Linked DNA regions of Homo sapiens: all the other regions are linked to region 2. The links are chromatin contacts, found by Hi-C or POLR2A ChIA-PET in ENCODE. All regions are on one chromosome and are shown on one strand. The core of a region is the stretch at or near the end of the contact, and the rest is flanking DNA. Distances in the headings are between cores, read along the strand shown.

The links. A loop is a pair of places that touch in the nucleus more often than their neighbours do. ChIA-PET counts read pairs that join two places held with the same protein, here RNA polymerase II (POLR2A). Pooled maps may share reads with other maps.
Region 1: a loop to region 2 is called in a map of PC-9, with 3 times the contacts of the local background. The contact joins the enhancer-like site here to the promoter of STC2 in region 2. A Hi-C loop is called at or near these places in 1 of 168 maps with a recorded cell type or tissue (PC-9), 1 of 37 single-sample maps with no recorded cell type and 2 of 50 pooled maps. POLR2A ChIA-PET finds 5 or more read pairs at or near these places in 1 of 52 experiments (Caco-2).
Region 3: a loop to region 2 is called in a pooled map, with 5 times the contacts of the local background. The contact joins the enhancer-like site here to the promoter of STC2 in region 2. A Hi-C loop is called at or near these places in 8 of 50 pooled maps. POLR2A ChIA-PET finds 5 or more read pairs at or near these places in 2 of 52 experiments (H1 and WTC11).
Region 4: a map of PC-9 shows a loop between it and region 2 (4-fold over the local background). The contact joins the promoter of LINC01485 here to the promoter of STC2 in region 2. A Hi-C loop is called at or near these places in 1 of 168 maps with a recorded cell type or tissue (PC-9) and 1 of 50 pooled maps. POLR2A ChIA-PET finds 5 or more read pairs at or near these places in 2 of 52 experiments (BJ and HEK293).

The regions. Positions count from the first base shown.
Region 1 is chr5:173,819,837-173,823,167 of GRCh38, forward strand. No RefSeq gene overlaps it. Among named protein-coding and RNA genes, the nearest start is that of LINC01485, 31 kb to the left of the region's middle. RefSeq lists a cis regulatory region at 2,586-2,988. Within about 2 kb of position 1,420, at least 6 of the 41 ENCODE cell types and tissues checked have a DNase peak (open chromatin) inside an H3K27ac peak, as active enhancers do; they include PC-9, where a contact is called at or near this core.
Region 2 is chr5:173,327,092-173,330,874 of GRCh38, forward strand. STC2 (stanniocalcin 2) reads right to left here and starts at 1,323. Exons shown (of 4, transcript NM_003714.3): 1 at 952-1,323. The coding sequence starts at 1,102. It overlaps LOC124901137 (a long non-coding RNA gene), which reads left to right and starts at 1,508. Exons shown (of 2, transcript XR_007059056.1): 1 at 1,508-2,660. RefSeq lists a silencer at 2,517-2,736.
Region 3 is chr5:173,033,510-173,036,814 of GRCh38, forward strand. It overlaps ATP6V0E1 (ATPase H+ transporting V0 subunit e1), which reads left to right. Exons shown (of 4, transcript NM_003945.4): 4 at 890-1,936. Among named protein-coding and RNA genes, the nearest start is that of SNORA74B, 14 kb to the left of the region's middle. Within about 2 kb of position 1,987, at least 11 of the 41 ENCODE cell types and tissues checked have a DNase peak (open chromatin) inside an H3K27ac peak, as active enhancers do.
Region 4 is chr5:173,789,353-173,792,684 of GRCh38, forward strand. LINC01485 (long intergenic non-protein coding RNA 1485) reads right to left here and starts at 1,590. Exons shown (of 4, transcript NR_108028.1): 1 at 1,457-1,590; 2 at 1,284-1,375. All of the region lies in intron 1 of LOC107986482 (a long non-coding RNA gene), which reads left to right.

The DNA of each region.
Region 1 (3,331 bases), core at 170-2,669, 490 kb after region 2:
TATAAAGCCACCAGTCCCATCATGGGGGCCCCACCCTAATGACCTTATCTAGTCCTAGTTTCCTCCCAAAAGCCCCGTCTCTAATCAACATATGAATTTAGGGATTAAGTTTCCAGCACATGAAATTTGGAAGACACATTCAAACTATAGCACCCAGCAAAAATAAAAGAAAGAAAGAAAACCTGTCTATAACAACACTTTCCCCACAGCTTCATCCTGCCTTGAACACAGATGTGATGTCTGGTTCTATGAGGGCATCTTGTGATTCTGAGAGACAAGCATGAGGGGAGAGGCCAAGGGAATCAGAGTTACTGGCCCCGGCATTAACAAGCTGCTGAACCAAGGCTATCGTCTGTTCATTCTGGACTTTTTGTTATAAATAAGAATAAACTACTGGGCCTTGTTTTTAGTTACTTGCATCCAAAGGCATTTCTAACAGATATAATGTTTATCTATCTCCAAGGAGCAGAGAAGTCCCAGTGGACTTCCAGGTTGCATGTATATTCTGACCTACAAAACTGTCATATAGAATCACTTCCAGTTTCCCAAAGTGTCACAACATCCATACCCCTAAAAAGTGGGTCCAGGAAAATCATTCCACTTTGCACCATTAGAACTCAGCTGACAAATAAAGTGAGGCCAAGTTATTATCTAAAGCAATAAAATAAAATTTCTGCTTCCAGAGCAATCAATGAGGAAGAAATGGTTACATGAGAAAGGGGAGGGGTTGAGTCATAACCAATACTATCCCGAAAAATCCAAGCACATGTGTTTCCCACTAAGAAATTACCACTATGACTGCCAAATTTCCAATTATTCAATTGACCCCAATTCATCTTAATCCGGACTGTTCTTGGTTTGTTTTGCCTTCCCAAGACCCAAATTAACTATTCTATAAGCTTCTTATGAGTAACGACCAAGTCCTAGTTATCTTTGCAGCTCCAGTGCCTAATATGGGACCTGGCACAGATTAGGAGCTCAATCCAGAATAAATGAATGAACGAATGAGAGATTAGGACAGAATATTTCCAAGCCAAAGACTTCAAGCCATCAGTTGGGCTGAAGTAGAAAAAGAAGCTGCATAGCCAAACAGTTGCAACCATGGGTGCTCCAGTAAAGATAACTCAATTCAAATCCTGTGTCTGCACTGTCATACACCAGCTGTGGGGTCTGTTCGAACCACTGGCCTCCACACCTCAGTTTCCCTTCTGTAACATGGGGCAAGTTATGGCACCCTCATCAGACTGGCTATGAGGGTCATAGTCATTTAGTAAGTGTTCACAGAAAGCACTCAGTGAAAGGCAGGTGGTGGTGGTGTTATTATCACAGTATTTCTATTCTGTGTAGACAGCATCAGGATCACAGGGAGGGCTCGTCAAACACAGAGCTCTGGGCCCCACCCCCAGAGTTTCTGATTCAGTAGGTCTAGGGTGGGGCCTGAGAATTTGCATTTCTAACAGGAACCAGGTGATGCTGCTGTTACTATTCTGGGAACTGCACTTTGAAAACCACTGGCCTAACTTATTGCTGTGAGGTCACAGGCAGGCTGTGCTCGACAGAAGGCAGAAAAGGAGAGTAAAGAGAAGGAAGAAAGGTAACACACACACACACACACACACACACACACACACACACACAAACTCAGAATTTCCAGCACAGAGCTTCCCGGCCTGTGCTACCATGGCTAGATACATGTGCGCCCAGAAATGGATCCCTCATCCCTCAGCAGACGCCTGAAGGTAGTTGTACATGCTGTGCACAAAACGAGGGCATCCAGCTTCAGCTTCAAGAGTAGTGGGACTGAAATCCCCAGACAGGATGCCTTTTCCTAATATGCATAAAGCCTCTGAATGTCCAGCCCTTAAGGGGGGTTTCTTTTGGAACAGTGAAGAAAGTGGGGCGATGGGAACTTGGGGCATCTGGCCTGTTGCCTCTGGCCCCTAACAGGCTCGACTATTTACCCTGGGACACCATACAAGTATGGTCATTTCCTAGATGTACTCTGACCTAAAAAATTTGGTGAATTGCACAGTCCAGTACTGCAGCCACTAGGAACATGCAGCTACTCCAATTTGAGATGGCCCATAAGTTTAAGATATATGCCAGATTGCTAAAATTTAGAACAAAAACAAGAAACTCACTCCTAATTTGTTTTCTGTTGATTACATGTTGAAATGTCAATATTTTACATATATTTAATATGCTACTAAAGGGATTTTACCAGTTTCTTTTTACTTTTTTTTTTTTTTTTGAGATGGAGTCTTGCTCTGTTGCTCAGGCTGGAGTGCAATAGTGTGATCTCGGCTCACTGCAACCTCCGCCTCCCGGGTTCAAGCAATCCTCTTGCCTCATCCTCCTGAGTAGCTGAGATTACAGGCGCGTGCCACCATGCCCAGATAATTTTTGTATTTTTAGTAGAGATGAGGTTTCACCATGTTGGTCAGGCTGGTCTCGAACTCCTGACCTCGTGATCCGCCTGCCGCAGCCTCCCAAAGTGCTAGGATTACAGGTGCGCCTGGCCTCTTTTTACTTTTTTAATGTAGCTGCTAGAAAATGTAAAATTACATACGTGACTTGCATTATATGTATGGACGATGCCACCCTAGGAAGCTGACATTTTCCAGAAATCATCAGTGGCCTGATCTGTCAGCAGGTGTGTGTGTGTGGGTGTGTATGTGTGTGGGGGTGTGGGTGAGCCATTGAGGGGAGGCAGCACAGACCCAACAGTAGACATGCTACTTGGACTTGACACTGTAGAAGACAGAGAATGAGTCAGGCATTATGAGAAGCAGATTGGCCCGATTACATTGTTTAAATAACACCTCAAAGCAGAGTTGGGGAGGGACTAGACGTTCTCACGAAAAACAAAGCCACAAGAAGCTTTGTGGTGGAACAGAAAGAGGACAGTCACTAGGCTCAGGCTAGCCTAGTGGCTAAGAGTGTGGGCTCTGGAGTTTGAATCTTAGCCTTCCCACTAACTAGCTGTGTGAGCTCCAGTAAGTTACATAACAACTCTGTTTGTCTGTACAGTAAGGATCTATATCATTGGGTTGCTAAGAGGTATCTTAGTTTGGGCTGCAATAACTATACGGTTGATGCAAAAGTAATTACAGTTCTTGTGATTGAAACTAATGGCAAGCAGGGTGCAGTGGCTCACGCCTGTAATCCCAGCACTCTGGGAGGCCGAGGTGGGCGGATCATGAGGTCAGGAGATCGAGACCATCCTGGCTAACACGGTGAAACCCCGTCTCTACTAAAAATACGAAAAATTAGCCAGGCGTGGTGGCAGGTGCCTGTGGTCCCAGCTACTCGGGAGGCTGAGGCAGGAGAA
Region 2 (3,783 bases), core at 73-2,572:
GTGGAGGCGACAGGATCCGTAAGACCCCACGCGCCGCCGGGGCAGGACCGCACAGGGCCGCCATTCACTCACTTGGGGCGTCCCTAATGGGCACTCGTGCATTCCAGCTCGTGCGGTGAGCGCACGCACGCCGCCGCTGCCGCGTTCACACGGCCCCCCAAAGTCGGGGGAGGGGTCGTGGAGCGAAGGAGCTGTAGGCAGATTTTCTTTCTCTTTCCGAGCTGGGAAAAGGGCCAGCCCCGTGCCCTGCACGCCTGGCTCTGCTTTGCAGCTTGCCGGTGAGCCAAGAGCCGGTAGAGCAGAGGAGGCGCACGGTTCGGGTCGTGTCACCATTTCTTGGCTTGCTGACCTGGCCAGGAGCTGGGGATGGCGGCAGCACCGCGGAGGTACGCTTTGCGCTGCCCTCACGCTCCCTTCCGAAAGCAGTGCCCCCAGGGGGAAAGTTCGCAATGCCATTTGTCTCGCCGGCAAAGTTCTGGGATGTCGGGCATCTTTTGAGGAGGGGGAAGACGCGGCACCCTTACTGAGGCCGGCAGGCCAGGAAGAGAAGTTCTCCGGGCGCAGGGCGCAGCCCAGCTCCGGGGACCCTCTGGGCCTCCCGCGTGCCGGCCGGGATGAAGCGCGCTTTGCACCGGACCCGGGATTCGGGGGCGGGGGCTGGCGCTGGCAGCGTCAGACGCTGCTTCATTTCCCCTCGACCCTGGGGAGGACAGCAACAAGTCCTGCCCCAGCCATTTCATCACCCTGCTAGCACGTGCAGATTCCGGGCCCTCGGAGCCCGGCGCGGACCTCGCCTTGCCTCGCGCTTCCCTTTGCACGTCCCGTGCCATCCCAAGAGTTTGCGTGGCCCTGGGTGGGCGCCTGGCTCCCGGCGAAACGCCTGGGGCGCGCCGCGTGGGTGCACGGTGTCCTCTCCCAGTAGCTCCCGGCTGCGGGGGCACATGCACTTACCTGTATTCTGCAGGGACAGGCGGCCTTTCTGCTGGGAGCTCCTGTCTTGGGGACCCTCGGGTGGGTTGGTGGCGTCGGTCCCCCGCGCCGGGTCAAAGGTGGCCAACACCAAAGCCAGGGTCATGAACTGGCCCAGCCGCTCGGCACACATGGTTCTTGGTATTAACCTCCCGTCGGGAGACCTGGATCCTTTGTGCTCCCCTCTTCCTCCTCCTCCTCTTCCTCCTTCGCCGCTTCCCCTCCTCCTCCCACTCTTCCTTTTTGCTCGCCTTTTCCCTCCTCCTCGCGGCCGCGGCTCGGATAGAGGTTACCCAGCGCCCTCCCGTAGCTCTCCGGAGAGCATGTGACCAGGCCGTTAGCAGCGCCGCGAGTGCCCGGCAATGGCAGGGATGGTGCCTCAAATATCCCTGGAAGCTCTGGTGTCACTTGAATGAAGGAGTCGAGCAGGTGTTGTCCCGGCGGCTGGACCAATCCGAGACCCCGGCCCTTTTGACAACACGGCCGGGAGGCGGGGCCTGCGCTCAACTACTACAGGAGGAAGCCGAGCGCCGCTGGGAGCGCCGGACAAAGTTGCCGACCTGGCGGCGGCCACGCGTTTGCGTGCGTGTGTATGAGTGTGTGTGAGCGCGGCCGGAGATGCGTGCGCGTGTGCGGGTGCTCCAGGGCAATGGTCGAAAGGACTGTACAATATAAGAGCGAATCCAAGCTCCAGTTGCTGTTAAAGGGGGACGGTGTGCTCTGGGACAGTGTCCCTGGGGCCCCTGGCTCGCGTCACACCCACATCGGGTTGGGAAAGTTTCCTCTTTCCGCCGTTTGGAATTCAGTGAGATTCCCAGCCCAGAGGACTTGATAAATTGAAGCAGTTTCCTAGGCACAATGATGCTGTGGGCCAACTGAGCACACATGGGAATTCCTGGCCTTGTGACACTTTGCATTAAAAAGAACCCCACGATTGAAGATAGGAGCAGAAGCACTAGATACAGTATTTGGTCTGAGCAACTGCCCTATCTTCCCGCTTTGGTGGGCCGTGCAACACCTGGAGTGTCGTTTCTCGTCTTTCCCCTAATCCAGACGCATTCCAGGCTGGGCTGCAGGGATCCAGGTGACAGTCAGGACTTGCATCATTTCCAGGAGGGTGGCAGGGAGGCCCAAGGCAGCCCTGAGTCAGCCCGCCGCGGAGCATCGCGTGCCCGGAGGCCAGAGCTTGAAAGGCAACTTTACGCGTCTCCAAACACACTCCTGCATTTTCTCAAAGCGCTGCTCGCCACCCCGCTCCGGGTTCCCTTTTACTCTCCAGTCATCCGATGGAAGTGGTGAGAACAAAAACAAAGACAAAAAAGCTAAATCCGGGGAAGTTATCTCCATCTCCTCCCTTTTCTTGTTCGGCCCCCTCCCCAAGAACCGCCGGGTCGGGATAGCCCCCGGCTACTTTCTCACCCGGCCCGTGGAGGGAAGGAGAAAGTTGGGCGCCGCTTGGAGCGCCTCTTCCCCTGCTGTGTGTGTACGTGTGCACGCTCACGTCTCCCCCGCGCCGGGGCCGGGGACAGGAACTGCTCTCGGTCCCGTCACCCCACGGCGCAGCTCGGGGGGCTCGCAGGGCTGGGGGAGGGCGGGGACACGAGCGCCGCGCCCAAGCGCCCCAGGGCACGCACCCGGCGTTGGCGCGCACTCGCCCCTCCCCCCGTCCCCACCCTCCTCCTGGAGAACAGGTGAGCCCCGGTACCAGCTCTCGATCCCCCACCCCCGCCCCGCGCCCCGCCCGCGCCCTCTGCGGTAATGCGCCTGGGAAGTTTCATCACCCACTGCCCAGGCGACGCGGCCCTGGGTCTCCGCGGCGGGGCGCACTGCCCGCCTGGTTGGGGCCGCCATGTGACACGGCTGGGGGAGGGGGCGAGGAGACACGCGGGCAGGTCATCTTTTGGCCGGCGCTTGACTTCCAAAGCTTTCCTTTCCCGTGTCCCGGCTGCACGCGGGAGTGGGGAAGGCGGAGGCGGGGGGCCAGGATGGCCACGGCTGGCCGCAGCTATCCGGCGTGTCGAGCTCTCCTGAGTCGGAAGGAAGGAGAGGAGGGGGTGGGGAGGGCGTCTTCAGAGTGGGCTTCCCCTGCGCTGGAGCGCCAGGGAGCATCCATAAATTGTCACTTTGAAGGTCCGAACCTGCGGCGGTAGGGACCATGCCCACTATTCTAATAGCAATTACTCCGCGCAGCCTTGGATCTTTTGTGCAAGGACGTGCGGGTACAAATACATTAAAACGGCCAGTTCACATTGCCCACCCTGCTTGTGTTTGCATAGTTAACTTAGCTTCCTAGTTTATGGAAAACTACCTCCTGTAGATCCTTAAAAACAAAGCAAACAAACGACACAGCGGCATTCTGGCCTCTCCTAACTAACTCTTTAAGGCTCTGAATTTCCTGAGAACAAGTAGCCATTTGGTCCCACTCCTGCTTATGGGTACAGCTGGGTAGACTTTCTTTCTATGTGGCCTCTTTTGTAGGAGAGAACATGAGCAATATTGACATTAAGAAGGCATCTGGTCACCTGTTTTTTTTTGAGAAGCAGAAATAGGAGAGAGCTCCATGGGGCAGGAGCAAGCCCTCTTTTGCCAGATGCAGACACTTAGTGTGCTGGGCAGAGGCCTCCCAGGATACCTGGAGCGATGGCCAGGGGGATGGAGCTCTCCCTGCTCCTGCTTTGCCCAGCCTTTGGCTAGGCCTACCTTTTGCTACCATGGGGCCCCTGGGGCTGCCCTCAGAGGACCTACATAGTTTCAAAGTTCGTCCTGAGGCTGTTTGCTCCTGCCTTCCAAGGGACATTCCTGGTTTTCACCTGA
Region 3 (3,305 bases), core at 737-3,236, 290 kb before region 2:
ACCACTCCTTGGCCTGATGTTGTTTTCCTAGTACATTGTAAATATAGTCTGTTTAGGGCATGATGGCTCATGCCTGTAATCCCAGCACTTTGGGAGGCGAGGATGGGCACAACGCTTGAGCCCAGGAGTTAGAGCCCAACCTGGGCAGCATGGTGAAACCCTGTCTCTACAAAAAAATATAAAAATTAGCCGAATGTGTTGGCGTGCACCTGTAGTTCCAGCTACTTGGGAGGCTGAGATGGGAGGATCATTTGGGCTCAGGAGATTGAGACTGCAGTGAGCCGAGATCACGCCACTGCACTCCAGCCTGGATGGCAGAGCAAGACCCTGTGTCCGAAAAAAACAAAAATAAAACAAAACAAAAAAAAAGATGGTGTTGAATTTAAGCTGCTAGAAAAAGAAAAGTGTCATTTGTCACCTACACTCGAGATAGCCAGAACGGGGAGCAAGCTACAGGGCAGCCTCCAGTACAAGACCAATGCAAGGAGCCCGCTCCCCAGGAGCCTGGCCCCAGAGCAGAGTTCGCCATGCCTGCGGAACCTCCCCTCCATGCTATAAGAGGGAAGGGAAAAATACAGACTCTTGAAACTGCGGTGAATTCATTAGATTCCAGCACAATCAATCTCAGTCAGCTTCATTCTTCCTGCTTTCTGTAACATAGAGTGTTACTTGTGCTCCTCATTTCAGCAGTGTCCTTGGTTACTGGACCTTTTGCCACAGCCCTGCAAAACCTGGCCAAACTTGCACCAAGTTGATTATCCTGTGTTTCATATTTTGTTGAGCATCTGTGCATTTTAAAGTGTTGGCTTGGTTAACTTTCTCGATGTTAACTTTTTGCCTTCCTGAGGAATGTATGAGGACCAGTTACCAGAATGGTTTTGTTTTGCAGGTCACGAGAAGAGAATGCCTTCTAGATGCAAAATCACCTCCAAACCAGACCACTTTTCTTGACTTGCCTGTTTTGGCCATTAGCTGCCTTAAACGTTAACAGCACATTTGAATGCCTTATTCTACAATGCAGCGTGTTTTCCTTTGCCTTTTTTGCACTTTGGTGAATTACGTGCCTCCATAACCTGAACTGTGCCGACTCCACAAAACGATTATGTACTCTTCTGAGATAGAAGATGCTGTTCTTCTGAGAGATACGTTACTCTCTCCTTGGAATCTGTGGATTTGAAGATGGCTCCTGCCTTCTCACGTGGGAATCAGTGAAGTGTTTAGAAACTGCTGCAAGACAAACAAGACTCCAGTGGGGTGGTCAGTAGGAGAGCACGTTCAGAGGGAAGAGCCATCTCAACAGAATCGCACCAAACTATACTTTCAGGATGAATTTCTTCTTTCTGCCATCTTTTGGAATAAATATTTTCCTCCTTTCTATGGAAATCTGGGCTCGGTGTTTGTAAAGTTCATTTTTATAAGCTTTTCTATCGCTACATAATGCCTTTTTAAAAAATGATTTTGTAGTCTAAACTTAGGTTGAGTATATAAACCCTGCCATGTAGCTTGAGATGCCTGAAAAGACTGGTAAGTGCGTTTCTTAATCGTTCAGTAACTATTTGAGTGCCTACTGCAGCCAAGGCACTGGAGGGATCAAAGATGTGTAAATTTGGAGTCCCTGCAAGTTCACAAGCTATTTGGAGAGATAAGGTTAGTATACATAGAACTGTAATATAAGGTTGTGTTGGAGCATTGTCCTTAAAGATGGTACCATGGTGAGCAGTTCAAGGTTACCTGCCAGCTGCAGAACAAGGCAGCAAATGCTCCTGAGATGGAACCATCACAGCCTCAGACATAGGACTAAAGAAGTCAAGAGTGATTAAAAAGCCAGGGGCAGGAGACAGTAATTTTGTATTTCAGTAGCAGGCATCTCGATACACTAATTTGAGAGCTTTATTACTTTTAAGAAATTAAAAATTAAAATGAACCTAAATTTTCACCAGCTCATGGCTTTTTGACAGCCAGCCAAGAATGGATTTCCTGTTTTGCAGTTTCTACTTTCTATTCCTCCCAAACTGTCTGAACTCATTACTTTGCTATTCTTATGACCAAAGTGAGTTTCAAGTTGAAGTGACTCTCCTGCTCTCGTTTCTTTTCATTCTTTACTTTTGTTTTGCGCAGTCTGTTAGGCAACTCCATGCTTTACGTTTCCAGCAGGAGGGCCACATTAGCTAATTTCATGGAATACATGAAACATTGATGATTTGAAGTTGAAGGGGGCTATGGTGATATAGGCTAACCCCATCATTTTATGGATAAGGAAGCTGAGCCCAGACAGGGAGAATTTCTCGCCCAGCTTAATGCAGTTGGTCAGAGCTAGACAGGGGAGTAAGATCCATGTTTTCTTTCTTTTTTTCTTGAGACAGAGTCTCACTCTGTCGCCCAGGCTGGAGTGCAGTGGTGCGATCTCAGCTCACTGCAACCTCTGCCTCCCGGGTTCAAGCAATTCTCCTGCCTCAGCCTCCTGAGTAGCTGAGATTACAGGCACCTGCCACCGCGCCCGACTAATTTTTGTATTTTTAGTAGAGACAGGGTTTCACCATGTTGGTCAGGCTGGTCTCCTGACCTCGTGATCCGCCCACCTTGGTCTCCGAAAGTGCTGGGATTACAGGTGTGAGCCACCGCGCCCTGCCATCATACTATTGTTGAAATGTGGGAATGACGAAATCAGCTCAGGTTTTATGAGAGGAAACTCGGTAAATTCCCTTTGCTCAGGAAGTCACTTCACCCTTGAGCCCTAGTTGTTTCATTTATTAAATTCTTGAGAAGGTTCAGTGCCATTAATACCTAAACCCAGGCACATGTTCTCTCGTCACCTCACCCTTAATAGCAGAACTGTTTGTTAACAACATGATTAGGCATCGGAGATGGATGTTGGTGAATCATATTTTCCTGACCGTTGCCACACTCCATCCAGTGTTTGTCAGGGCCCAGACTGGAAGGACCTCCATTTAGCCCGTTCAGAGGATACCGAAAATGTTCCTGCGCTCCAGAGCCCTTCCAGGCGAACGTCATGTGGCCTCCTGGGACAATCACTAGATTAGCAGAGGTCCTAGGTTTGCCATCTTACTCCCATCACTCGCTAGCTGTGTAACGGGGCAAATCATTTAATTTCTGACTCTCAGTGTTTTCATCTGTAAAATAGGGATAATGCATACCTTTTCTACTATACGAAGTTGTTACCAAATGAGATTTTGGCGGGGAAGGTGATTTGTGAATTATAATAATACATCAAGAGTATTTTCCAAATAAATGACCAAATCCCCAGGGTACACTGACAGTACTTTTCTATTCAGATAGGACCCAGA
Region 4 (3,332 bases), core at 340-2,839, 460 kb after region 2:
ATCCTGGAACAAGTGCTGCTGGGGCTCCCTGTCCCTACCCAAGCAGAGGAAAGTTCAGGACAGTGGGCAGATGCCACCACCCCCAGAAATGAGTAAACCAGGAGGCTGGGCCTGGGGTGCTGGCTGAGACCCTGGCCAAGTGCTTATCCACAGTGATAAATGAGGTCATCATAGCTGCTAAGGTCAGTCCTCCTCGGGCATGTAAACAGCAAATAAGCTCATGATTGGAGAACACCCTTCGAGAGAGGAGGCTCCTGCATGCAGAAGATCCTTCCTGAGCACCTTCTGCCCTCCATGTCCGAGCTGCACACTGGAACAGAGAGGTGAATAAAACGTAATCACTACCCCAAATTGCTTGCCAGCAATGACAAGAGACAGACAGGTAGCAATCAGCCCACAGTACGGTACACAGAGTCTGTTTATAGAAGGACACTCTAGAGCTTGGGAAGTACAGAGGAGGCATGAAAGCTACAGCCGGGGGACAAGTGGGAGGGACCCAAGGAGCCAGGGACTAAGCTGGCACCTGAAGGAGAAAGCTGGTGGGGTGAAGAAAGGAGGGAAAAGCCATCCATCCTGGGTGGAAGCAGCATGTGCAAAAATGCAGTGGTTGCTCAGGGGCCTGTAAGTGGAGCCCAGGGCACCGGGAGAGGCGATGGAAAGAGGGGAGATTAGAGGGGAAGACGGGACCAGTGTTCTCAAGTTCTTTCATTGGGGCAGTGTCGAGGTCTGGTCCAGACTCATTCCCTCTGGTCCAGATCATTTTCTCTAAAACAATTAAACAGAAACTCATGCAGACCCAGTGTCTCCCTCCATAGGAAATCGTCTTAGCAAGGACTCGGCACTTTCTGGGAAAGCTAAAGGGATGTGTGACTTTCTGGGAAACCACATCCCAATATTTCCTGCATTCTCACCCCAGAGCCCCCAAATCAGGCTCGTTTCTAGGAAGTCAAATCAACAGTGGAGGTTTGGACTGTTGCAGCCGCCAGGTGGAAAGACACGCAGCCCCTGCACACCTGGGCTGGCTGGACAAAGTGGCCAGGCAGATGCGCAGGAAGGAAAGCCTGCAGGTGCTGAAGGCGCCCCCAGAAGAAAGACAAAACCATCTCTCCTTGTCCCCTTATTTTGTCATTTGAAACATCATTTAGGGGAAGGTGAAGGCCGTTTGGTCATATATTCCCAGCTGCGTGACCTTGGGACTTTCAGTTTCCTCAGCTGAAAAGGTGATGTGAGAATGCCCCTAGGTCTGGCAAGCCAAGCACCTGTGCGAGGAGATGCCAACTTACTCTTTTTTCTGAAGACCCTCCTCAGCAAAGCCCGAAAGTGCTCTCTCTCCCCACGCTGGAGACCAGTGTGCTCTCCAGACAGCAGGCTTTCCCTGGCAGGGTCACAAACCAAATGTCTAAGTATTAAAAGTTTTAAAGCAAGCTAACAAACTGCTAGATAAAATATAGCATACCTCCTCACACGATGGCAGAGCCTCCTAATGACCTGGAAGGCCAGATCAGAATGGCTAGACTCCTCGGAGTTTCACATTGGCATGCGGCAGCTACTTTCCCCGTTCTTCATGTTTTCCTGCACCGGGAGAAAAACAGAAACCGGGCACTCGGCCCACGTGGCCAAGCTCTACCCGGGTCCCACAAAGCAGCTGCCCTTTGTCCAGCCTTCAGGGCTGGAGCACCCACTGGCCATGTGGTTCACACTAGGGAAAATGGGAGAGGTCCAGGAGGCCTCAGAAGTGGGCATGGTCATTTGGACGGGGAACCCCAGGGTCCTGGGAATCCAGAGCGTCCTCTGGAAGGGAGGCATGTGAGTTCCAACTGGGCACAGCCCTTTGTTCCCCAAGACTCCTCACTCGCAGGGAGGGGCAGTGTCTAAGCAAGACCTTCTAAAATGCAGGGCCCAGGGCTGGAGCCCCTCTTACCCTGATCAGAGAGTGCTGGACAGGGAATTGGAGATGCAAGAATATTAGGGTTTTAATTAATTAATTAATTAATTAATTTATTTATTTATTTATTTTTTGAGACTGAGTCTAGCTCTGTCACCCAGGCTGAGTGCAGTGGCAAAATCTTGGCTCGCTGCAACCTCTGCCTCTGGATTCAAATGATTCTCCTGCCTCAGCCTCCTGAGTAGCTGGGATTACAGGTGCACGCCACCACACCCTGCTAATTTTTTTTTTTTGTACTTTTAGTAGAGACGAGCTTTCACCGTGCTGGACAGGCTGGTCTTGAATGCCTCACCTGCAATGACCTGCCTGCCTCAGCCTCCCAAAGTGCTGGCATTATAGATGTGAGCCACCACACCCGGCAGGAAATCAGCTTTTTTATTTTGCTATTTCCAAGTGAGATCTGAAGTAAGGCCCACAACGTTTCTGGCCCTTAGTCTTTCCCAGAGTCAACCAATTTAGTCTCTGTGCTTCCTTCTGGCTCTGGCCCAGGGTCCTAAAGCTGGTCCTGTCCTTCCTAAGGCCAGTGGATATGGGTCATCAGCTTTGTAAAACCTTTCTGCCTGGTGCCAGCACCTCCAGGGCTACAGTTAGCCTTAGTATTTGACACCTGGACTTCCCTCAGCAGCAGGCCTGGAACTGAAAAGCAAGCAAACGCATGCAAACCTTTTATTTCTTTCACCTGTGACCTGGGATCATGAACGCTGTGGAGTCCTGACCAGGCTCACCTATACCAGTGTCCAGGTCTTCCAGGCAGGACAGGCCTCCATCAGACCCATTCACAGATCTGGCTGGCTCTCCCAAGCCAGGTCTGTCATCAGGATCTTTAAAGAAAATCAATGAATGAAGCAAAATGAGAGGACAGAGGGCTGCTGGCTTAGTGCAGGGAAAAGCTGGTGTATGGGCCCGTAAGTTCTGCAGTGTTTGGACACAGATAAGGCCTTACACTGAATGTGGGGAGAGGAAGGGGACCAGAGGAGGAGGAGAATAATTATTACTGTTCAGTGAGTTTTTCCAGGTGCCATAATACGTGTTGCTTTTTTTTTTTTTTTTTTTTTAGATCAAGTCTCGCTCTGTCACCAGGCTGGAATGCAATGGTGCGATCTTGGCTCACTGCAACCTCTACCTCCCAGGTTCAAATGATTCTCCTGCCTCAGCCTCCCCAGTAGCTGGGACTACAGGTGTGCAGCACCATGCCCAGCTAGTTTTTTTTTTCTTTTTTTGTATTTTTAATAGAGGTGGGGTTTCACCCTGTTGGCCAGGATGGTTTCGATCTCCTGACCTTGTGAGCCACACGCCTTGGCCTCCCAAAGTGCTGGGATTGCAGGCGTGAGCCATCGCGCCTGTCCATGTTGCATTTTTTTTACCTCCATTTTCTCAGTAATGTAAG